Linked DNA regions of Mus musculus: all the other regions are linked to region 1. The links are chromatin loops, found by intact Hi-C in ENCODE. Cell type or tissue: gastrocnemius. All regions are shown on one strand.

The links. Hi-C counts contacts between places; a loop is a spot of excess contacts. Peaks named below come from ENCODE experiments on the same cell type or tissue, not always from the same donor. Only the 100,000 strongest peaks of a DNase experiment are listed, where the experiment ranks them.
Region 2: it touches region 1 in a loop (11-fold over the local background); 35 of 42 quality-filtered maps call a loop at or near these places.
Region 3: a loop joins it to region 1, with 9 times the contacts of the local background. A loop is called at or near these places in 20 of 42 quality-filtered maps.

The regions. Positions count from the first base shown.
Region 1 is chr12:117,760,871-117,768,870 of GRCm38, reverse strand. No RefSeq gene overlaps it. Among named protein-coding and RNA genes, the nearest start is that of Cdca7l, 79 kb to the left of the region's middle. In gastrocnemius, a CTCF peak has its summit at 3,826 (motif pointing left); DNase peaks (open chromatin) are centred at 3,432 and 3,835; H3K27ac peaks cover 2,552 bases.
Region 2 is chr12:117,399,764-117,407,763 of GRCm38, reverse strand. No RefSeq gene overlaps it. Among named protein-coding and RNA genes, the nearest start is that of Gm31482, 62 kb to the left of the region's middle. In gastrocnemius, a CTCF peak has its summit at 4,055 (motif pointing left); a DNase peak (open chromatin) is centred at 4,047; H3K27ac peaks cover 484 bases.
Region 3 is chr12:117,380,831-117,388,830 of GRCm38, reverse strand. No RefSeq gene overlaps it. Among named protein-coding and RNA genes, the nearest start is that of Gm5441, 48 kb to the right of the region's middle. In gastrocnemius, a CTCF peak has its summit at 3,346 (motif pointing left); DNase peaks (open chromatin) are centred at 1,630, 3,335 and 7,773.

The DNA of each region.
Region 1 (8,000 bases):
AGCTGTGTTGAGAAGGAAGCTGTGAGACCCAGGCCACTTTCGATGCATCGTTTCTTTTCTTCATCTTTTCTTCAGATGATACACTCGTTAGGCGTACTTTCTGGGTTTTATCTCAGAAATTTCCTGTGTCCTAAGAAATGTTTCCACCTAGGTAAACTGGGATAATTGGTCAACTTATAGATTAATCCCACAGATGACAAAATTATGATGTAAAAAGGACTCAGCTAAGCCCACAAACCTAGGAACTGGCTGTGTTCTCCCGCCTCCAAATCAGAGCTTCCCATCCTGGGATGGTCAGCACTCAGGGGGCCAAAGAAGGATCTCTAGATTAGCCTGGGATACATAGTGTGAGATCTTGTCTCACAAACAAAAACCAAAACAAGACAAAGCCAATAATGAGAAAAGCAAATAAAAGAAGATGACAATGTTTAGTTTCTAGGTGAAGTTACCGAGAAGCTCAGAATTACCAGTATTTCCTTCATTTGCAAATCCCTACAGGCCATCGAGGTGGCTCATCAGGTAAAGGCACTTGCTGCTGACATCTGACAGCCCGAGTTTAGTCCCAGGAACCCGAATGGTGGAAGGAGAGAACGCACTCCTACATGCTGTCCTCTAATTTCCATGTGTTCACCACTGCACACGCACACCCACACCCACACCTAACATGCACACAAAATACATACATAAGGAATAAGAAGATAAATGTAATAGAAATCCCTGAGATGGATAACTGTTTCTTTGTTTTTGAAATAGGGTTTCTTTGTATAGCCTTGACTGTCCTGAAACTAGCTCATAGACCAGGCTGGCTTCAAACTCAGAGATCTGCCTGCCTCTACCTCCTGAGTGTTGGGATTAAAGGTGTGCACCACCCATCATGGTAATTCATTTTTTTAAAAATATAGCATGTGAAAAAGGAATGTGCTTCATATTGAAAGGGCTTTATGTAGAATTAAGAAATGCAGAAAGTACTAGTTTAATTCAGTTAACTTAATATGCTTTGAGACCAGGTCTCAGTCTGTTACAGTCAGGTCTGAAATTGTGTAGCACAGGCTCTCTTGAACTAGCAGCAATCTTCCCTCTGCCCTACAAGTTCCAGGATTACAGGTATGACCCACTATACCTGGCTATAGAGTCCACCATTTGTCACTTGGTAGGATGCCTTGTTTCCTGTTTGTCTGTCCCATGTGGCTGGTCCCACAACAATTAGACCTCAGATCAAAACAATTCCGATGTGGTGGTTGGAATAGGTATGGCTCCCATAGATTCATGTGTTTGCATGCTTGGCCCACAGGGAAGTGTGGCCTTGTTGGAGGAAGTATGTCACCATGTAAGTGGGTGTGATGGTTTGTATATCCTTGGACCAGGGAGTGGCACCATCTGAAGGTGTGGCCTTGTTGGAATAGGTGTGACCTGGTTGGAATGGGTGTGTCACTGTGGGTGTGGGTATAAGATCCTCACCCTAGTTGCCTGGAAGTCAGTCTTCCACTAGCAGCCTTTGGATGAAGACATAGAACTCTCAGCTCCTCCTGCGCCATGCCTGCTGGGATACTGTCATGCTCTCACCTTGATGATAATGAACGGAACTTCTGACTGAACCTGTAAGCCAGCCCCAATTAAATGTTGTTTTTATAATACTTGCCTTGATCATGGTGTCTGTTCACAGCAGTAAAACCCTAACTAAGACAGTGGGCTTTGAGGCCTCCTCCTATGCTTAGGCTCTGCCTTGTGTGGAAGAGAACCTCCTCCTCACAGCCTGTGGAAGATAGACTCCTGTTTGTAGAACTCTTAGCTCATTCTCCAGCACCATGTCTGTCTGGATGCTGCCATGACTCCTACCATGATAATAATGGACTAAACCTCTGAAAGTATAAGCCAGCCCCAATTAAGTGTTTGCCTTTCTAAGAGTTGACTTGGTCATGGTATCTCTTCACAACAATAAAACCTAACTAAGACATCTAGTATCTCCAAAATAGAAGGACTGTTCAAAGTGGCCAGGCATGGCCAGGCAGAGAAGGGACAGCTCCACACCCACTTTCTGCTGCTCTCAATTGCCTGCTCATCCCCATCTATCTCTTGACTTCAAGACCCTATTTGTGCTCTGTCTTGGGTCCTTAGTGGTCTTTGTGCACAATAGAAAATGGAGTTTTTTCTAGCCCTGGAGGCTGGGTAGCATTTGGACAGTGGCCTTGTTGAAAAGTGTGGCCACAGCTGGGCATGGTAGCCCATGGCTTTAATTCCAGGACTAGGGAGGCAGAGACATGTAGATCTTGGAGTTTAAGGCCAGCTTAGTCTATAAAGTGAGTTCCAGGACAGTTAAGGCTACACAGAGAAACCCTGTCTCTGAAAGAAGAGATGGGGAGGAGAGGGAGGTAGGGGAGGAGAGGAGAATGGAGGGAAGGGGAGAGGAAGGGAGGGGAGGGGAGGGGAGAGGAGAAGAGAGAAGAAAGAAGAGATGAGAGTGGTCACAAACTCCACCCACATCACAGAACAACCAATCTGGAAGAGCAAACTTTGGTCTTGCACAGCAGCCTGAATGATGGAAGTTGAGGGTTTCTCTCTTCTAGACCTGCTGTCAAGTCAAGGGGAGGAGGAAGGTAAGAAAGCCTTCCCCAATGTAATTTTTGTGCTTCTGGTCCTTGCTGCTCTGGCAGGGCAGAGCAGGGGATGAATTCTTCGCATCCTAGCCCATGAGACTGCACAGCTGAGCCTCATCTGATCTCTTCTGAGAACTCTGTTCCCAAGCCTTAAGGAAGGATGGGCTAATGGTGCCCTAGCTTCAGGTGTAGCTGTGGAAACCCTACTCCATTCACCATTATAATTTGTGTTCAGGAGTGTGCTGGGATGGGCCCTAGTTCCAGGGATAGAGAGACACCAGGATGCTGGGAAGAGTCTGAGAGGGCTCCCATGGCACCCTAACAGGTCCACCAGCTTTTGACCCCAGTTAGGCAGGTCATCATTATGCTCCCATATATGGTCATCACTCATAGAAAACCGTGTCTTTTACCCAAATCTGTGACAGTTACCATGGCTCTTCCAATAATCACACGAGCTCCTATCATTTTTTTTTTAATTGGGTGCATGGAGACAGGTTGATGTCCGGAGGAGGCTGCCTATTTCAGATGTCCTCACTTGGCTGGGGATGAGCTGCTTGGTTGTAAGGAGGGTCTCTCCTGAGGGGGAGAGATGCCAAGGGTCCACGATGAGCATCCAGGGACTGGATGGCAATAAAGAAGAGTCATTTCAATGAAGAGGCGCAGAATGCAGACAGGGGAAGTCCACCCCTGTGACATTCAGTGCTCCACAGAGATAGGACATTGTGTAGCTCATGGGTGGAGCCCTGAGTTTAGCCTGTAAGTCAATGCTGCCCAGCCAGGATGACCATATGTGTCTCCATAGGGTGTAGCTAGGGTCAGGAAGCAACCAGAAGTGAGGTTTTGGCAGGCTGCAGGGCAGATGCAGCTCTAGGGAGCCAGGCAGGCATCTTCATTCCCCCAGAGGGTGAGTGGTGGGCTAGGAGAATGCTGAAGCCTGAGGTGACCCATCCTCCTTGCTGACAGCTCCAAGGAGACCCTTTCCAGTTAGGCCTCTTACACTTAGACACCTGTGTTTAAGAAAGAAAAAGTGTGTTGCACTGAAAAAAAAAAGAAAGAAAGAAAGAGAAAGAAAAGGCAAGAAAGAAGAGAAAAGAAAAAGGAACGAAAAAAAAGAAAAAGAAAGGCAGAGTAACCTCCAGGGCCACATCCCAGTACAGCTGCAGAGCTGACACAGGCTTTGTAGATAGAACAGCGCCCCCTTGTGTCATTTGATTTAACCAGGCCCTCTGTGAACACAATTTCTCACGTAAATTATGCGCAGGACCAGTATACGTCCACCAGATGTCGCAAATGTCTTAGTTATTATTGGGGCAAAGAGCATGTTATCAGCAATTGAGTATCCGGTGCCTCAGTAAATAAATACATTGTGGACAAGAACTTTCTCAAACTGGATCTTCAACCCCAGACTTTGAAGGTGGTGGAAGGGGGACCAAGGACTTAACCTTATCTTCAGGTTAAAAATGAGTTTGAGCTTAGGCTACATTGCACATGCCCGTAATCTCAGTGCTTGGAAGGCAGAGCTGAAAGGATCTAAAGTTTGAGCTACCCTGGTCTACATAGTGAGTATCAGGACTTCCAGGAATACACAGAGAAATTATGTCTTGAAAACAAACCAACCAACCAACCCAAAACATCATCATCAACATCAAAACTTCTAACATTCAAGAAGCAAAAAAAGGACCTGATCAACAAGAGGAAAGCCATGCCTACTGATGGAAACCCAGCCAACTTCCCAGGGCTAGTGACAACATGGGTCTTGAACCTACAATCACCACTTTACTAAATATTCTCTAAATACATTGTAACTGTTTTTCCTTATCGACGCAGAGGAATATAGTTCTCACCTCTCATCAAGGAAACTTCTCTTTGCAACAGATGAAGACCGTTACAGAAAACCACAACCAATCAAAATACAGAGTGTGGAGCCCAGTCTCAATGGATATCTATATCTATAAAACAACTCTCACACCTAAGGCTCAGGAATCATTGCAGAAGAGGGAACAGAAAGATTATAAGGGACAGAGGATCAGGGAGTTTTCTGCGAGATTGTGTTTCCTAGGAATGTCAGAAGCTAGACCACAGAGTCTCACCATCTTGATCACCTGAACATGAGCTGAACACAAACAATAACATGTATGTAATGTGGTGAATGAGGAGACCCAAGGGGCTCAGCCCTATACAAGGTCTGCAGACAACTAAGGAATGCTGAGAGCAGGAGAAACATATTCTCCAAGAGAAAGCACACCAACGAGTTATTCAACACCAAAAGGTTAGCCCTGAGAATACACACACACACACACACACACACACACACACACACACACACACACACACACATTCACATGCACACCCAGGGATAGGGTCCTGGACTTGGCCCCAACAGTGTACATTCAATGGTGGTAGGACTTGCCCGAGAACCACACCCCTTGCAAGGACACTGAGCATGTCCTGCTGTGTGCTCATTGTGTGAATTTATGTCCTATATCTTTTTCTATCTGCATTTCCTCACCTCTGTTCTCCCTGCTGCTCTGCTAAGCAGGACCTTCTATTCCCTGTAAACATGCTTTAATGATGGCATGGCATCTTTACAAGCAACTGCCTCTAATAAGAACTCAGCACTGGGGATACTCATTTTCTTTGGGTCCCAGTCTCCCCGAGGAAAGTTTATACTGTTAGACTTAGTCTTGTTTTGTGGACTGCTCCTCTCTCTGCTATACCATGCCCTCCCTGTGTTAAGGGAGCAGGCCCTGGTGTGTTGGTGTGCTGGTTCCTAGGGCTTTTATGTGTATTTTATTGCAGACTACGCCCCTCACAAGAGCGCTGAATCAGCACTGGGCACAGGGCAGGAAGGGGCAAGGCCTTCCTTTCCAGCCTCCTCCCTTTTCCCTTCCTGCTCCTTCAGAGGCCAGGCACAGGCCAACTGAACACAAAGGAGTACAATCAGTTATTTCTTACAGCAGTCAAGCCACAAAAACAACCCCCCCCCCCAAACCAACCTACAGAGGCAAGCCTAGGTCTACACCAGCTTAAAACCATAAACAACAAGGGCTCTTAATGACTCCCAGTGCAGATCTCTTCTATGGCTTGTACTGTGTTCAAAACTAGTTGATCTCATGACTCATGATCCTTCACACACACAGACACACAGACACACACACACTACAGTTTAGTACCTTTGACTAGTATGTATATTCAAATATCTTTACTTATTCAACAAACATTTGGTGCCTGTTTTTTTGTTTTTTTGTTTGTTTTTCCCCATAGGCATACTGGCTAGTTTTATGTCAGTTTGGCATAATTTAGAGTCATTCTGGAAGAAGGAATCCCAATTGAGAAAATGCCTCCACCAAACTGACCTGTGGGCAAGCCCATGGTGCATTTTCTTCATTGATGTTTGATGCAGGAGGGTGGGGTGGTGGTGCACACATTACTGTGGGTGGTACCACTGGTGGGCCTGGGTACTATAAGAGAACAGGAGTAAACAATAAGAAACAAGCAGTAAGAGGCGTCTCTCCATGGACTGTGTATCAGTTCTTATCTCCAGGTTCATGCCTTGAGTTCTTGCCCTGACAACCAGGGATGCTACTGAACATAAATCCCTTCTTCCCCAAGCTGCTTTTGGTCATGGTATTTTGTCAGAGCAATAGAAACCCTAAGACAATTGGCATTTTAAATAGCAAGAATCACATTACTTTTACATGTAGAATATGTTTTAGAGGGCACCAAGATTTTTGGTCTGCTGGGGTGTCTATCTGTTTGACTTGGGAGAGGTGCTCAGGGGATAGAAAGGCTCTGCAGCTGAGGCTCAGTTTTGCCATCTACAAAGTGTCACTGAAGAGGCGGGTCTGGAGAGAAACGAGATGCGATTCCTGTTTTTGGAAAGGGCGATGTTGGGTGTATGAAGGTAGTGTGGACATTACTGTAGGGAATGGAGTTGAGAAGAGGAACCAGAGGGAGAGTTACTGAGACGACTTTTAAGTGAGGATTGAACTCAGGATGGCCAGTGGCGATAAAGAAGAGTCCGGTGGAAGTTGAGCAAACCCAGTGATCTAGCTGTAGAACAGACTTCAGGGCAGCGAGCACAGTATTGGGTCCCATTCTCTGAGATCATTGGGAACCATCATAAGCAGTCTGTCTACTTCCTTTCAAAAGTTACTTGGAAGAAGTGAGGGTCTTACAGATTTGGGCTTGCTAAGGATCCTGAAGTGAGGCACCCTGTTACTAACAGCAGCTTGAATTTCTCTTACCCAAACAGCAAACAAGGGATGTCAGAGGTCAAGTTCATTTCTGCAAACTGGGCTTGAAAGGATGGTGGCACACCTCACCACCCCTGGTTTAAGAGCTCTGAGGCATGTGGGAGTCACTGTTGCTGTAGGGCTTAGCAACGATGTTGCCATGGCAGCAGTCTTTCCTGCCAGTGACTGTGCTTGAGACTTCAGTTGTGCTGTCAGTGTGTGTTATGTGATCATGGTTCATGAGGACTCTGAAGAAGGTGAGGACTACTCCAGGGGTTTTCTCCAAAGGTTCTGGATAGAAATTAGACTCCAGCCATGCTGACACCTTAGACCCTGCAGGTGCACATGAGTAGAAGGATCTAGCAGCTCAGAACTTCTCATGGGCATGATGTCAGGCACGGTGGCCTCCAAAGTTGGGGTTGCCTCTCAGAATCTTTTAGCAGAAAGGCCAGCCTGGATTGCTGGACATTCCTATTACCTACTTCATGATGGAGACTCCCAAGATGCTGGGAAACTCCACAGCAGAACCTGGTTCTCTTCCCAGGGAAGAATTCCCAGGCCCAGCAACATCTGACATTTGGTGAGGCAATAGCAGGAGATAGTGAGTGATAAAGGTGTGGTTAGGCATCAGGGAGATTCCCTTCCCTGGAGAGTGGGGGGGGGGGGGGGCTTTGGAAGGCAGTGGAGGGCAGTGAGGGGCAGTGGGGGCATTTTAACCCTGTTATGCAAGCACAATGAGAGAGAAGCTAAAAAGCTAGCCCAGATGGATAAGAGCAATGGGCTCAGGAAGTGGCCTCAGAGCTTGCTCTGGGACTGCTGTGGAGAATGCAGTGACCCTGTGCTCACAAATCTCACCTTAGGAAATCCTAACTGACTCATGGAGGGCTCAGGACCAAGAAGAGGGGTGGGTAATTAGGAGCTGAAGTAGCCCCTGTTCCTCCTAAGCCATTAGAGAGACCAAACCAAGCAGTAAGCTCCAAGTCCTGTTGACACAGGGCTTGAAGCATGTTCCTCAGAGGCCTCATATTAGAGTCCTTGACCCTGACTGTGCACTGTCTGTCATATCAAGTGCATCTTCCTTGTGCACTGGAAAGACAGCTGCTTGCTCTGTTTGGGTAAGAGAAATTCCAGCTGACTCCAGTAACAGGGGTGTCTTACTTCAGGAACCTTA
Region 2 (8,000 bases), 360 kb after region 1:
AGCTTCATCGGTACCTGGATCTGAATGATCGGGAGAAATAGCTGAGACAATGGTCGTTGCCCTTAACAACCTGATGAATGACATGTCAGCTCCTGTTACTTGCCCTCCCTGCTCCATCTTGTGAGTTTAGAGTATAAATCAAGAATACAAACTGGACCCAGGATGGAAGGCGTTTGGAAACCATCCTGGCTTTGGTCTACCAGTGGCATCGTTCTTTCACTCTCACTGGGGTCAAGAAAGATTACTGGAATAAGACTACATGTAGGAATCCTCGGTGACCAAAGGGTCCTCCTGATAGACTCAGGGCTCTTGTTTTCCCAAGGAGAACTGCTAATCAATTCAGTACCCACCATGGAGGAGAAGGATCACAGTGAACCCTGCTCAACCAGGCATTTGGAGAAAAATCATCTCACATGCTGCAGTCACCAGAGTTGTCTGTCCCTGTGTCTGTGTATTTTCGTTCTATGTGAGGATAAGGGGACACAAAACACCTTTACTTTCTCCCCAACCATTGAAGCATAAAAGGGAGAGGGGTAGGAACTACTCATAAGAGGAATTTGATAGGCTCTGAGTGAGTTCCCGTCCTCAGCATATTCTAAAAGAATTAACACCACCACTACACCTCTTGACAGTTGTCCTCTCCCGCACGTTCTTAGTCTTAGAGCGGAAGTGACTCATCCACCAACCACCCTAGTTAAGAAGGTTGCTTTGCCCCATCCCCAGAGTTCTGATTCAAAAGGGATCTGAGAGTTACACTTTTGAGGTTTCCCAGCTCACTCTGAGAGCCACGGTTCCAGGACCAGGACGAAGCAGAGCAGTAGAGTAATAACTCAGCATGTGTATCACTCAAGAGCCTGCTGTACCTACTGAAGTACAACACGATAACCTCCGTGGTTTGTCTAAGTCTTGAGAGTGTACCCGAAGCCAACTAAAGTACAAGGGGATGAAGCTTAGGTCATCCTCTGGGCAGTCTGGTTTGGATACAGATTAAAAAGGCACTCCTATTGAGAAGATGCCCCCATAAGATCTGACCGAAGGCAAGACTATAAGGCAGTCGTGGTATCAAATCTTAATGCTGTGACCCTTTTAATACAGCTCTTCATGTTGTGCTGATCCCCAACCATAAAATTACTTCCATTGCTACTTCATAATTGTAATTTTGTTACTGTTATGAATTATAACGTGGGTCGTATGGCCCCGGCCAAAGTGTTCTCCTTGAGGAATCAGCCATGCGACAGGCCTAGTGCAAAAGGAAGTTTATTGGGGGAAGGGAGTTAGGGAGCAGATCAAGGACCTGGAAATGGGTAGAGGCAGGGAAAGGGGGACAGAGAAGGACAGAAAGAGAGAGGAGAGGGGAGTATAGAAAGAGGGGAAGAGGCTAGTCGGAGACATATAGGAAGAGGAGGGAGGAGTAGATGGAGAGAGAGACATACACACAGAGAGACATAGAGAGACATGGGCACATAGAAAGATGGAAAGACAGAGAGATAGAGCTTGGTAATGAGTGGTCTTCTTATATGCCAGGCTCCTTGCTCCTGGTGCATACCTGGCAGGCAGCTGTTGCTAGGCAACTGTTGGGCAAAGCCTAGAGGAATTCTTAACAGTATCACCCTGGGCTGGGTCCTGGGTTCTATAAGAAAGCAAGTTGAGCAAATTGTGGGGGAGGAAGGAGCTAATAAGCAGCACCATGGCCTCTGTATCAGCTCCTGTGCCTTGTGTGAGTTCCTGCCCTGACTCCCTTCAATGATGGACTACGATGTGGAAGTGTAAACCAAATAAACCCATTCCACCCCAAGTTGCTTTGGTCATGGTGCTTATCACAGCAATAGAAACCCTAAATAAAACACCTCTACGGGATATTCTAATTTCTAATGTCTGCTTAGGAAATCTAACTGGAAAGGGGCTGGCACACTGTTGCCACTGTGGGGTGTCCCTGTACCTGGGCAGTGGTAGCAACCATGCCTAGCCTTTCAGCAAAATGGAAGGGACAGGGAGATGGAGTGGTTGAAGAGATGTGTCCCAAACCAGGCCCCAAGGACCTTGCCTTGTTTCTGCCCCTTTTGAGTTCACTTAGCATGGTGACCTGAGCCTGTCACCTGCTTCTACTCTCTGGTATAGGACAGAAGGTTCTTTGGTTCTCATTATCATCTCTCAAAGCTTAAGCTTCCCCTCTGGGATGCTTACTCTCAGAAGAACCCTCTCAGACCTGTCCCAGGGAGTTGCCTGCTACCTCTGGTGCTGGACCCCTAGGGTGTTCACAGTCCCCCTCTCCCAGTCTCTCAGGTATCCAGTCAGTTATTTTCAATTCAACACACACCCTTGCTCAAGACCTAGCCAGTTTTCATTTGACCCTGTTCTCCTAGGGTTCTGCCTTGCATTAACCATCATGACTCCTCTGTCCACTCTCATTCAGAGTGCATCCGGTCAAGGCAAGTGGGCACTCTCCCTCTCTCAGTGGGCACCAACATTTCTCTCTAGTCAATGGCTATTTGTACTTCCTCTATGGGTGTCTGTTTGCAGGCTCACACGAGATCCTCAGCAACAGAGAGCATCCTATCCTTACACCTGCTTAGCTTTCCCAGGCAGATTCTGGAAGGCTCTTCCCTCCATCTTAAAGGCTGCTTCGTACAGAGGTAGATGACATCTGTCTTACCTATGTAGACTGTCTTTCTACACAGGTGAGGATGGAAGTCTCACGGATAATCACTATCTACTAATTGACTATTACTTGTTTCTTGGCCACTGAACTCAAACATGAGGGCGTGATCCTGCTCTGAGGGACCTAAATCTGAACTTACACGCAGAGCTTCCCAAGGTTGTGTTGATGGCAGGTCCAGTTTGATATGAGGGCTCCTCAGTCACATGGTATTTTTTTTTAAACACTTAGAAAGGCACACAAACCAGAGCACATTTTGCTGTGCATTCACAACATAATATTTTTCAAAGGGAGAAATATATAGGTAGAACAAGTGTAAAACTGAGAAAATCCTATGAATAACTTTATCTATGTGAGTAACTTACGTCAGGGCTGACCTGGGCCACCTCCCCTGGCAATGGCATGTGCCTAATCAGTTTATGAGAACAGATGATCTGCTACCAAGCCGCCACAGAAACTGCTGTAGCTGCGAGTGCCTCCACCCACATCTGAAACAGGTGGCCAGACTGCTGTCCTTGACCCTGGCTTCCCTTCTGCCTGGCCCTTCCTCCTCTTCCCTCCAGGTGCTGCCCTGTATATTGACTTTTGAGGTTCTGTTCCTCATCCAAACCAGTGCCATTTCCTCTTCTGGTCCCACCCATCCTTCCCCTAGTTGAGAAAGTTCTCAGATTTCCCCTTGCTTGTCCACGATTGTCTGATGGGGGAGGAAAAAAAAGCGAGGGGACTTTATTATCTGAGCCATGGCCTTTAGGGTGTGACTCCCTCCCATCTGTCAGGCCTCACAAGGACAAGCACTCTTGCCAACCCAGAGGCTAAGTGCAGGACAGTGGGAACAGGGGGCATTTGAATAACTACACCTCCCCTTTTTTTCTTTCTACTGTCACAGGAGATCCTTCTTTTAAAAAGAGAAATTCAGCCTTGAAATGCAGACCCAGTGGGGAATTTGGAACTTAGTTCCAATAAAAGGAGAAGACTAGTCCTTCTTTGAAGGCCTGGCCATGACTTCAGGGGAGCCACATCCATATAGATGCGGCTCCAATAGTGCCCCCAAGAGAAGACTGACGTTGACTGAAGCATCCTAGACACAGGGAAATACAGACTTCATCTCCACAGGCTCTGCCCCTAATTTCTGACTCATTGGATCCTTATCAGCTGTCTTCTGGGTCAGCACACAGCAGAATGAGGAAGATTGTGAAGAGACTCAAGACCAGCAACAAGCCAAGACAGCTTCACATTTTGCAGTGGAAAAATTGCAAGTAGATGAAAGTTTAGAGAATGGGTTTAGAGAATGAGGTGAACCGTTGCCAGCTTGAATGAGGCTTCTCCGTTGCATGTCTGCCTTCCTTTTGCCCAGGATGTTTTTGTTGAGCATGAACAATTGCAGCAGGCAATAGCGACATCTGCTGTTCACAACTGCCTCAAACCTGACAAGGAGAAGACTGTGGCTCTCACCCTCCCAGCAGTTCCCTGCAGATTCCACAGAAACCAAGTGCTGCACTCCCCTGTAATCGTCCAAGGTGACATTGGGGATTTTATTTTTAACACAGAAAAAGCAGATAAGGCGTTTTCTTAGCTACTTACATATACTCAGTATAGCATTCTTGGACCAGAGGGACCCACCTCTCCTGTGACAGGGGGGCAGGGTTTAAACATTGTTATATAAGAATAGAACAGGAACGAATGCCTCACAGGTTGATGGGAGATTAAAACAGAAAATATACTTTGCAGGTTAAGGGTTGTGTTAGTTAAAAAGAAGTTTCTGTTTGTTGATGCTAAATCTTAGCTAAGTCGGTTTGCCCTGAGTTAAGTCCTTGCTAAATAAGTTTTCTACTTGTAATTAAGAGTAAGTTCCTGAAGCCGGGCGTGGTGGTACACGTCTTTAATCCCAGCACTCGGGAGGCAGAGGCAAGCGGATTTCTGAGTTGAGGCCAGCCTGGTCTATAAAGTGAGTTCCAGGATAGCCAGGGCTATAATACAGAGAAACCCTGTCTCCAAAAACAAAACAAAGCAAAGCAAAGCAAAGCAAAGCAAAGCAAAGCAAAGCAAAGCAAAGCAAAGCAAAGCAAAGCAAAGCAAAGCAAAGCAAAACAAAAAAAGAGTAAGTTCCTGTAGGTCAGGTCTGATGTAAACTGCTTGTGACCCCATTCTCGAGGTATCTACCCTTGCCTTTGTTTCTTCTCTTTTTTTTTTTTTTTTTCCATTTTTTATTAGGTATTTAACTCATTTACATTTCCAATGCTATACCAAAAGTCCCCCATATCCACCCACCCCCACTCCCCTGCCCACCCACTCCCCCTTTTTGGCCCTGGTATTCTCCTGTACTGGGGCATATAAAGTTTGCAAGTCCAATGGGCCTCTCTTTCCAGTGATGGCCGACTAGGCCATCTTTTGATATATATGCAGCTAGAGTCAAGAGCTCCGGGGTACTGGTTAGCTCATAATGTTGTTCCACCTATAGGGTTGCAGATCCCTTTAGCTCCTTGGCTACTTTCTCTAGCTCCTCCATTGGGAGCCCTATGATCCATCCATTAGCTGACTGTGAGCATCCACTTCTGTGTTTGCTGGGCCCCGGCATAGTCTCACAAGAGACAGCTACATCTGCGTCCTTTCAATAAAATCTTGCTAGTGTATGCAATGGTGTGTTTCTTCTCTTAAATTGTATCTTTTTTAAACAATGAATAACTACCTAACCTCTCTCCCCTGTGAATACCTCGTCTTTCTTATAAAAGGAACTTCAAGAGGAGTGGGTGCCTCAATTTATGGGGAGACAAGGCTGGCAAGTCCCAGGTGCACTCAAATACAGCTTACTCTAATTTGGACAATTGTGGATCTGATCCTTTCTTTCTTGCCAATCTCAGGATCAGCAGAGTACCAGACACTGTTAGCTTTTACTCTTTCCTTTTAATTTCAATTTCTCCTTATATAAGCTAAGATTTGGCTCTGGGTTCTACTCCCTGGTTAACAGCTGTTATACCCTTCCCCACCCCCATGCCTCAGAAGCCTTATGTGAAAAGCTACCAGCACTTTTAACTCTTGTTTGACTTCTTGAGGAAGCTACATTGGAATCAGCCACTGCTGTTTGGGCAGCAGGCACCAGCTACTTTAACATCACAGACTCTGTGCACTCTATGTGACTCTGACTTTTTTGCCCCAGTCCAGGGTAGAGGAGCACTCCTCCAAGGGGCCCCACAGAAGACCCATGATTAGTTCAAATAGGGTCTTTAATTTGCCTGAATCACTAGTCTGTGATTGGAGCCAACACTCTGGGTACTCCATTTCTAGCTGTGTAAGTGGGCTATTCAGCTCACTTTAGGAGTTCACTGGAAGACAGCCTCCTGTGTCTCCCAACAATTGCAACATTAGGCCAATAAAAGGCTTCTACAAAGTATCTTTCCCGCCTACTTTTTGTTAGTAGCATGTGCTGATGGGGCAACACAAGAGAAGACAGTGAGAGCATCAGCTGAATTATAGTCATGGTAAGAGGGCACTCGAGGGGCTGGAGAGATGGCTCTGATTGCTCTTTCAGAGGACCTGGGTTCAATTCTTAGCATTTACATGGCTGCCCACAACTGTCTGTAACTCCAGTTTTAGGGAATCTGACACCCTCTTTTGTACTCCTCAGGAACCGGATACAACAGATTATGGGAGAAGTAGAGAAGAGTGAAGCCAGAAAGCCCAGGCTGAAGACAGACCAAAGAATAGGAAGAGCCAGAGAAGACAATGGTGGGCTCCAGTTGATGGGATAATTCCAAGGATCTAACAAATCCTAGTGTTTAGTGCTTTCAGAACTCTGGACTAAGGGCTGGGCTCTTAGCTCCAGAAAGCTGTAACACTTGTTGCTGTAGGTCTGAGTACAGACAGGCACCACCTTCCACTGCTAGCTGCTGTCTGCTGCCTTGGTTCTTAGCTGCCAGTGTTAGGGTTACAATAGCCACCCAGAATAACAAATTCAGTTATAGTACTTAGAGCTTCAAGTCTCCAGCTTCCAAAGCATGAAGTGATGGGGTCTTAGCTCCCAGGGTTTGGAGTTATATCCTTTGAATCTGCCAGTTTGGTTCACAGGCCTTGGGCACTCAAGGGCCCGGGGTAGTCAATGTTGGAAGAACTTTTTATCTTCTATCCATGATTCTTATCTGGAGCCCAGTCAGTGTTTAGTAACTAGTTTTAGGAGAATACAATACAGCCAAAGTATTACACACAAATATACTAAATTAAGTTGATTCTTCCTAGCACTATGACAGTGTCAGCTCATCAATAAACTGCTGATACGCTGAAGTCTGCAATATACTTATGCACTGAATTATATTTTCCAAGAAGAAATGTAAGTCTTAAGTTCTTGTACCTATAACTATGCCATTCCTGGGAAATAGGGCATTTGTAAGTCACTAAATTAATATGAAGGTATTTTGAGCTCTCTGGAAAGGGGTAACTGAGAAACAGAAATGGGTGTCAGCACAGAACACCATGCAAACAAACATGAGGACAGGGGCTGGGACAATTCATCAATAACCTGAATAATATGAAAGATTACCAGCCAACTTCTAGAAGTGAGGAGACAGATCTGAAAAAGGTTCTGCCTCCAAAAGGAGCAACCAGGCTAAAGAGATAGAAGGCTCAGTAGGTCTTGAGTTCAATTCCTAGTAACCACAGAGTAGCTCGCAACCACCTATAATGTGATCTGATGCCCTCTTCTGGCATACAGGTGTACATGCAGATAGAATACTGATATACATAAAATAAGATAATCTTAAGGGGGCTGGACAGATGGCTCAGAGGTTAAGAGCACTGGCTGTTCTTCCAGATGTCCTGAGTTCAATTCCCAACAACCATATGGTGGCTCACAACCATCTATAATGTGATCTGATGCCCTCTTCTGGCATGCATGCATACATGCAAATAGACTACTTGTATACATAATATATATATATATATGTATATATATATGTGTGTATATATATATATATATATATATATATATATATATATCCCCCTCTATGTGTGTGAAGACATGAGAGAAGACAGAGTCATAGAGAGACAGAGAGACAGGAGACAGAGATTGATAGCGAAAGAGAGGGACACACAGCACAGACACAGAGGGAGGAGAGACAGAGACAAAGACATAGAGTCACACACAGAGAACATGGACACACACACACACACACACACTATAGTTACATCAAGGAAAGGCAACTAGAAAGTGACTTGTTTGAGAAGAAAATGACACCTGTTAATTTCTACAGCCTCTTAGATGATAACAGCAGCATCTTTGTGTTGGATAAGTGTTAATATCCATTGGACAGGTGGGGAAACAGAGGCTCACAGAAGTGAGGCAACTTAGCTGAAG
Region 3 (8,000 bases), 380 kb after region 1:
CTGGTCTCATGAAAAATAACCTAATTCTGGTGTGGTAAGGTTAGGTGGTACTCCTTATGGAACAGAGACAAGGTGGGCACAATCAGTATAAGCCATAATAGAGGCAGGATGGTAGGTAATGGATGTGTGTTAAGTCAATGAGTAGCCAACAAAGATGCAGTTTGGACTGTCTAGGGAGGAACGACACATGGATGTTAGGCATAAACATGAACCAAGTCGGGCAATACCTGGCCTCTCAGCTAGAACTGGTGTCCTAGGAGGACTTCTCAAAGCAAGCCTAGCGAATGAGAATTTCTCCACAGATCTCCAGAACTAACCACAAGTACAGCAGGAGGGAGAGAAAATGGAAATTTCCCAGGTAGTTCTTTCCCTTAACTGACAGGAGTCTCCAGAGATGTGAAAGCACTGAGCAGCAGCTCCTGGGGTACTGGCATGGGGCATCTCATCCATCCCTCTCCCACTCACTGCAGTGTTGCTCCAAGTTCAGGATTTGAAGGTACACCAATCAACTTCCTAATCAGCAGATTTAGCCAAAAAGCCTATAATGGCTGAAAGGGCCATGAGGATTCTACTGGAACCAACCTCTGTCAAAGTGATTAAGTCAAAAGAGACCTGGCACATATGGAGCATCAGAGCAGGACCATGATGCCTTGAGAGAGTCAGGGTTGATGATTTTTATTATGTCCTCGTGGAAAATTCTCTTAGGGCTGGCTCAAGGTTTACCATGTATGTGGGGAAAGGAGCAGGTGTCAGTATATACATGCACACATGATGTGCCTGTGTGAGGTCAGTAGATGACCCTGGGTGTTGGTGCTTAGGTCTCTTTCTCCTTTTTTTTAAGAAATGGGGCTTCTCATTGGTCTGGGGCTTCCTTCCCTCCTTCTTGTTAGGTCACCGTCAGCCTCACACGTTCCCTTTGTCTCCCCCAAATCAGGCCATCTCCTCTTTGCAGTTTTCTCTGTGTAGAGAGTTGAACAGGGTGCAGTGGCCTTCCAGTGCCTCACTCCATCTTCTGCCCCAAAGTTGTAAGTATAGTTCCACCTCCATATCCAGGCTAAAAACCACTTTGAACTAACTGCCTTGTGATTCACAGCATAGTGGGCTAGGTCACACACTGTGGAACTCCCCCAAACACCTTCAAACTACAAGCATGGGATTCCTTTTGTTTGCCTGGAACTGAAGGGTCCATGACTCCCTTCAGGACTCCTGTCATGCCCGTCAGCGGTGGCTGTCTCTAACTCAGCTCCTAGCTATATCCACATACAGAACATTAGGAAGTACCATGATAGCCTAGGCAAAGAACTGAAGACCAGAATGTAGGTATCTCCTGGGAAGCCTTGTAGCCCTGAGTTGTTACCGGTATATAGTGTTGTGTCCATGAGGTCACGACCTTATGAAATTAAGGGCAGACGCTCTGGCCTCCTTCACCAGCAGATGGCTGATAGAGACTAGCTGTTAAGGTTAGGGCAGAAGGTGCTATGCCCAACAAATGTGCTATCTGGCAAGTTTTAAAATAATAAAGCTGTCTAGTGATTTCCATCTGCAGAGCAAAGGTGGGCAGAGAAAGAGAAAAACCAGGGCAGTTGATGGCAGCTTGGCAAAACTAAGCCTGGATAGGCTGAGAGTGCGATCGCAGCTCCCGGCAAAGGCGGAAGCTGGCCATTCTTGGAGCTAAGTCGGTAGCGCGGTCTGTGGTCTGGGCAAAGGCAGAGGCATGTTTTAAAATGACATGCAACACGAATGTGCTAGCAGATGTCCCGGTCTAACCAGATTAAACTAAGGGAGCTGGTGATGGAATGTTTTCCTTTAAGTCCTGATGCTTCTTTTTCTCTTCCTCAGAAAAAGTTAAGAAGCATTTTCAGAGCCCTGGCAAGCATGTAGCCACTCCCCAGCTTGGAGCCAGTTGCCCAGGTTTTATCTCAGCTCAAAACTCAACACCTTTGCTGTCCTGGGTTATGCTAGAGCCTTGCCCTGAGAATGTCCCCTTGTCATAAGGCACACTGTTGATCCTTGTCCACAGAGGATTTTGGAGGGCTAGCCCTAGAAGAAGGGGCTTCTGAATCCCCCACAATGTTCCTTATCTGCCTCTCTTCCCAGAGCTCCCGGCTCTGGTCCAGCCACTTTCCCACATCAGTTGAAAATAACATAAGGACATAGCTCAGTTAATACAAAGGCATCCCATCACTGTATAACTGGGTGAGACCACCACACTTGTAACCTCTGCGCTGGGGAGGTAAAGGTTGGAGGATCAGAAGTTCAAGGCTGTCCTTGGTTATGGAGTCTAGCCTGGTATACACAAGACCTTATTCTGTACTTTTAATTTTTAAATGTTGCTATTGTTGTTTGAAATAAGACCTCTCTATGTAGCCCTGGCTGTCCTGTAACTTGCTATGTAGTCTAGGCTGACCTAGAATTCATGGAGATCCACCTGTGACTGCCTTCCGAGTACTGGGATTAAAGGTGTGCACTACCACACATGTCTGAAATTCTATTTTTTTTTAAAAAATAAAGCCATATATTATGCTAGATGTGGTGGTGTATACCTGTTACTTTCAGGATCTGGGACCTAAAGATCAGGGGTTCATGGCTAGCCTTGGCTAAACAGTAAATTTAACACTAGCCTGGGGCTATGTGAAACTGTGTCTCAAAAACCAACCAACCAACCAACCAACTCCATAGGAGAAATGGTTCAGTGGTTAAGAGCACTTGCTGCTCCTGCAGAGAGTTTAAGTTCAGCACCCAGCAACCTTATGGTGGGTGGTTCATAACCATCTGTAAGTCCAGTCCCAGGGGGATCCATTGTCTTTTGACCTCTGTAAAACACTATAAATAACAACACAACATAGATTTATTTACAGCTTTGTCAAAAATTAGAGAGCTATTTTCAGTTGGCCTCCTCCTTCCTCAAAATAGTGTTGCAATCTGTGAAAGGGTGGAACCAAAGCCAGAAAACACATCTACGTAGATTCAGCTAAGCTAGCAGATAAGTCATAAAATTCACAAATTTTGGGTTCTTGTTCCAGTTTTCTAGTGCCATGGAAAAGGGTCCTAGAGAGGTTTCTCTGTCATTGGTAAGGTATTTCTTGTATGGAATTGGAACTGAAAAGGACAATTAAAAAAAAAAATCCAATTTCTAGAGTGGTTATTACCCCACCATTTTTCTTGAGCATTACTTAATGTGAGGTTTGGCATGTTGTTTCATCTAGTTGACCATCCACTGCTAATTTTGTGTAGATTCTGTAAAGCCATGGAAAGCACATGAGAACGGAGAAAGACATGAAAAACTGTTATCCAATGCAAGGGGAGCTGATATCAAAACCTGTCCTGTGCCGCCATCTAGTGGCAGGATGCTGTGCTGGCAATGACGGTAAGACCCCTCTTTCTGAGTTGGGAAGGTGTATAGGTCACTTGCTTGCCTAGTATGTTGTTAGGCTGTTGGTCACTATGACAGAACATCTTAAAAATGGAGAGGATTTATTTTTGTCGGTGATTTCAGAGGTTTCATCCCCCAACTTCTGGCTCTCACACACATATCTATAAATGTACCTTCTGCCGTGACTTAGCTTTCATGTGTTTACCAACAGTACAGTCAAGAACCTCTTTCAAAAAGGTTTATTAATGTATCTTGTATTAAGCTCTTTAATTCTAGATTTTTTTGAAATGTGGATGAAAGGAACAATATTGTCCTTTATTGACTGTTGTGTTCGGCCAGCAGACCACAACCTGGGTTCTAGCCTGGAAAGGCATTTTGGAAACCTGGAAGAGAAGAGGGGCTAGGTGGCGAGAGAAAAGAATGTAGCCAAGACAGTTACTCTGATCAAGGCTCAAATTTTATTGTTGCGACACTAGTTATGAAGGAAGGGGGAGGGGACCCGATTCCCGCCGAATAATCTCTGGTCCAGTAGAAAGGTGCACGTGTGTGGCTCCTCAGGTTCCAGCAGTGGGCGTGGCAGAACGAATGAGCAGGAAGCTCCACCCCGAGCAAGCAGGTTTCAGGCTGGGGGAGGGGAGACTACATCTCCTCCCTATTATTAACAAAATAATAAAAAAAAAAAGAAAAGGCTGGCCTGAGGGGGAAAAATTATCTATGCTCAAATAGTTCTGCCTGGAATCTAGGGCTAAAGAAAAAACTTGCTTCACTGGGATTCTTTAACCTTTCTTATGGTAAACTGTATCTGGCTTAAGACTGTCCTTTCTAGTAAACAACTAACTGAAAGGCCTGGAGCTGCAGACTCTGACTTTATAATGCTAATTAGTACTTGGTAGGTAACTTTCTAGTTGAATTTTAAGTAGGGCGTTGGAACTCTGGCTAAGTTTGACTGAACGATGTGAAAATAGCACTAAGTTGATATTCCTCCGCATTTTTGGAAGATAGGTGGGAAACAGGGAGAAGGCGTTCGACCGGCTCTTTTATTTGGGTGGGAGGCAGTGAAGGGCTTGCCCTTTCAATAGTACGTCTCCAATCTCTCTCCCCCCTATTAATTAAGTTAAATAAGGCAACGCTTAACTGAGGTGATCAAATGATTTTCTCATCCGTAGATGAGTGGGCTTTTAACCTTGGCTTGGGTGGACATGGACCCGATTCCTCCCGTGGGTAAAACCCACACATGTGGCTCTCGGTACCTTTTGGGGAGGCGAGGTAGAGCCGGAAAATATTTTTTATTTTTAACCAAAATTTGGTACCAACCTCTTTCAAACCGGGTTTATCTCACAGGAAACTCAGAAATGGTCAAGCCGGACCTTCCCTTGCAGTAAGTATCTCTGCACCAAGCGGTGCCCATACTGAATTTGTACAATCACAAACCAGTATGCACAGTTTTGAGTGCTGTGCAGCTCCTAAAGGAGAATTATCAACCTCAGAATTAGCAAAGCCTAAGCAAGAATTATGTCGTTAGTAACACCACGATTTGTGGCTAAAATAGGAGCTGGAAGTCGTTTTTCCTCATCCCTGTTTTTTCCACAGCCTATTGAGCTAAGGACACCTTGCAGTAACAGCAAGGGTGAAAAGCCAGAGGTCAGCTAAGGGGCTAAGCCTGTCTATCAAAATAAAAACCAATCTTTATTAATATAGAAATATCTACTTTTCTAGCCCTCTTGGTAAACCTAATTTTTAACTCAGACTGAAAGCCACATGCTGGAAATGTCCTGAGACTGGGGGTAACAGCTGCCACCTGTGTGCTCTAGGGGGGCAGGGATGCACATCCACTGGTCCGCCTCGGGAATGTTGATTTACCTGCTTGAAAGACAAAATCTTGAAAGACAGTGAGAAAGTAGGAAAGCAGAACTTCTTTTGGGGAAGTCTAGGTACTTTATTCAAATGCAAATTGTAAAGCTGAGGCTAGTCTCCGGCCTCCTGTCGGGAGCTGGTTCAGAGAGTAGCTGGAGAACAGCTTTGAGAGCTGTTGCTCTCAGCTGAATTTTAAGCACAAAAGGAATTTTAGTCTTTAGAATGATACTTACCAGAAGAGTCAGAATCTGTGTTCATCTGACGAATTAATCTCTCTGGCAGCCCATTTTCTATCTTGAAAAAAAGCCTCTCTAATTTTTCCTGTCATTAAAGCTAACAGATACATGACCTTACCAACCAAGGCCACAGTAAGACTGACAGAGGCTCAGCTCTGGATACTGCCAATAAGCTGATGGGCTTTGCCTTCAGGCCTACAGAAGCTCAGACTCTGGCCACATGCAGTAGGTGGGATGTGGGTCTGGTGCTGAACAAGAGCCACAAAAGAGACCTCAGAACCCCAGCTTCTATACGTGCCCACAGATACCTCAAATTCCCATGGTGAGATCCACCAAAACCTCAACACATGAATTAGTTGCGGGGGTGGGGGAGGGCGGTGAGGAAGGCAGGCCAGCAGCAGGCTTAGATGCAGGCTCTAGCTTTGGGAATGACAAGCCATGCTCTGTGAAAAGGGCAACACTCCACAGCACTACTAGGCAGGGTCAAGTTGAGCAAGAAAGAGGAGGAAGGAAATGTTTGTTTTATTCATGACTCTTCTCATGTTGAATAATTTCTTTTTAATGACTGCGTTGTATGTGGAATCCACAAACAAATGCAAAATGCCACTAATCCCTTTACCAAATGCAGCTCCCTCTTCAGAACAAACTTTAAGGCCACAAGAACCCAGGTTGTGGTCTGCTGGCCGAACACAACAATTGACTACAGGACACACAGAGCCCGGTGACTTAGCAGCCTGATTGGATCTCTGTATAGCCCTGGCTGTCCTGGAACTCACTTTGTAGACCAGGCTGGCCTCGAACTCAGAAATCCACCTGCCTCTGCCTCCCGAGTGCTGGGATTAAAGGTGTGTGCCACCACGCCCGGCCGGATTTCTTTTAATAGCATATAAAAAGGACATTCACAATAGACCGCATGTATTTAGACCCTCAGGATTTTAAAAGGTTATAAAATTTGTATCTGTGGGGCATATCAAATATGATTACTAAATAAGAGGAGCCCATTTAACAATTGTTGTAAGCCAGATGTCACTGTAAAGATCTTAGAGCAAATATACGCTTAAATAAACATCAAGCCGCTTCAGATTTTATCCCTAAAGCAAAACAAACAAACAAACTTCATAAAAAACTACCAGTAAAATATCTTGGTCTATAAAACGTTTTGTTTTTTTGAAACTGTACTATGAGCAGACCAACACTTTAAGGAAAGCTTGTTGTAATAGAAATAAACAACTTGGTTCTTGTTTAAATTTTTATCTGAAATGCCATAAAGATAACTTTCTGGCCAATTACATATAAATTTCATCTTACTTAATGTTTATATTGTAGTGATTAAAAAAAAAAAACACCATAGCCAAAAGCAACTGGGGAAGAAAGTTCATTTCATCTTTTAGCTTGTACTCCTCCATCATTCAGGGAAGCAGAGCGGGAGCCTGGAGGCAGGAGCTGATGCAGAGGCCATGGAGGATGCTGCTTACTAGCCTGCTCCTCATGGCTTGCTCAGCCTGCCTTCTTACAGAACCAGGACCACCAGCCCAGGGATGGCACCACTCATAATGGGCTGGGCCCTCCTACACCAATCACTAACTTAGAAAGTGTACAGGCCTTTTGGTGAGGGCCTTCTCATTTTTTCCAACAAAGGTTCCCTCTTCCCAGATGACTCTACCTTGTGCCAAGTTGTTATAAACTTGCCAGCATAAATCTTTTCTCTTAATCTTTGATGAAAGATAAGGAAGTGAAGACCAAACAAAACTATATTTCCTGAGTTTAAGAATGCTAATAATGGGCTGGAGAAATGGCTCGGAGTTTGAACACATACTGCTCTTGCAAAGGATCTGAGTTTGATTTCTAATGCCCCTGCCGGGCAGCTCACAACTGCCTGTAACTTCAGCTCCAAGAAGTCCAACACCCTCTCTGGATGCTGCAGGCATCTGCAGGCACACATACAAACACCACACATCCATACTCACATGGTCATAAAAGCTAAGAACAAGCTTTCTATAATTTACTCTATGCTTACAGTTAGCATATACTTTCGCTTGTAGACTCCCAGATATTTATCAGCTGGTTAATATTTACTCATATTTACAGCTGTGCTGCAGACAACTGTGGATCTCATTATCGATGCAAACATGGCACATTCATTAAAAACGTAACATATGTGGGGTGTGAAAAGCTCAGGATTTTCGTTTTTTTGAAATTTGCAAGGTTTCTACACATTATCAAGATTTAAAGACTTTGTCTTTACGAATCTAATCTAATCAAGACCTACTAAGGAAAACAACATCCTGCTGCCAAGAAGTGAGCCCCTTGGGGCAAGTCTCCTTGGGCTCTATTGACTACCGCCATCAGAGCGTACAAATGAACCCACTTCATTAACAGGCCAGCCAAGTTCAGTTATTAGCTCTACTTAGAACAGTTTAATGTCGTCTTTACTAATAGGCCTTTACTTGGAAACAGGAAGATATATATTTTTTAAAACCAACTGCTACCTAAAATAAAGGATTGTTATCTTACAACCCAAGTGGAAATGTGTTACC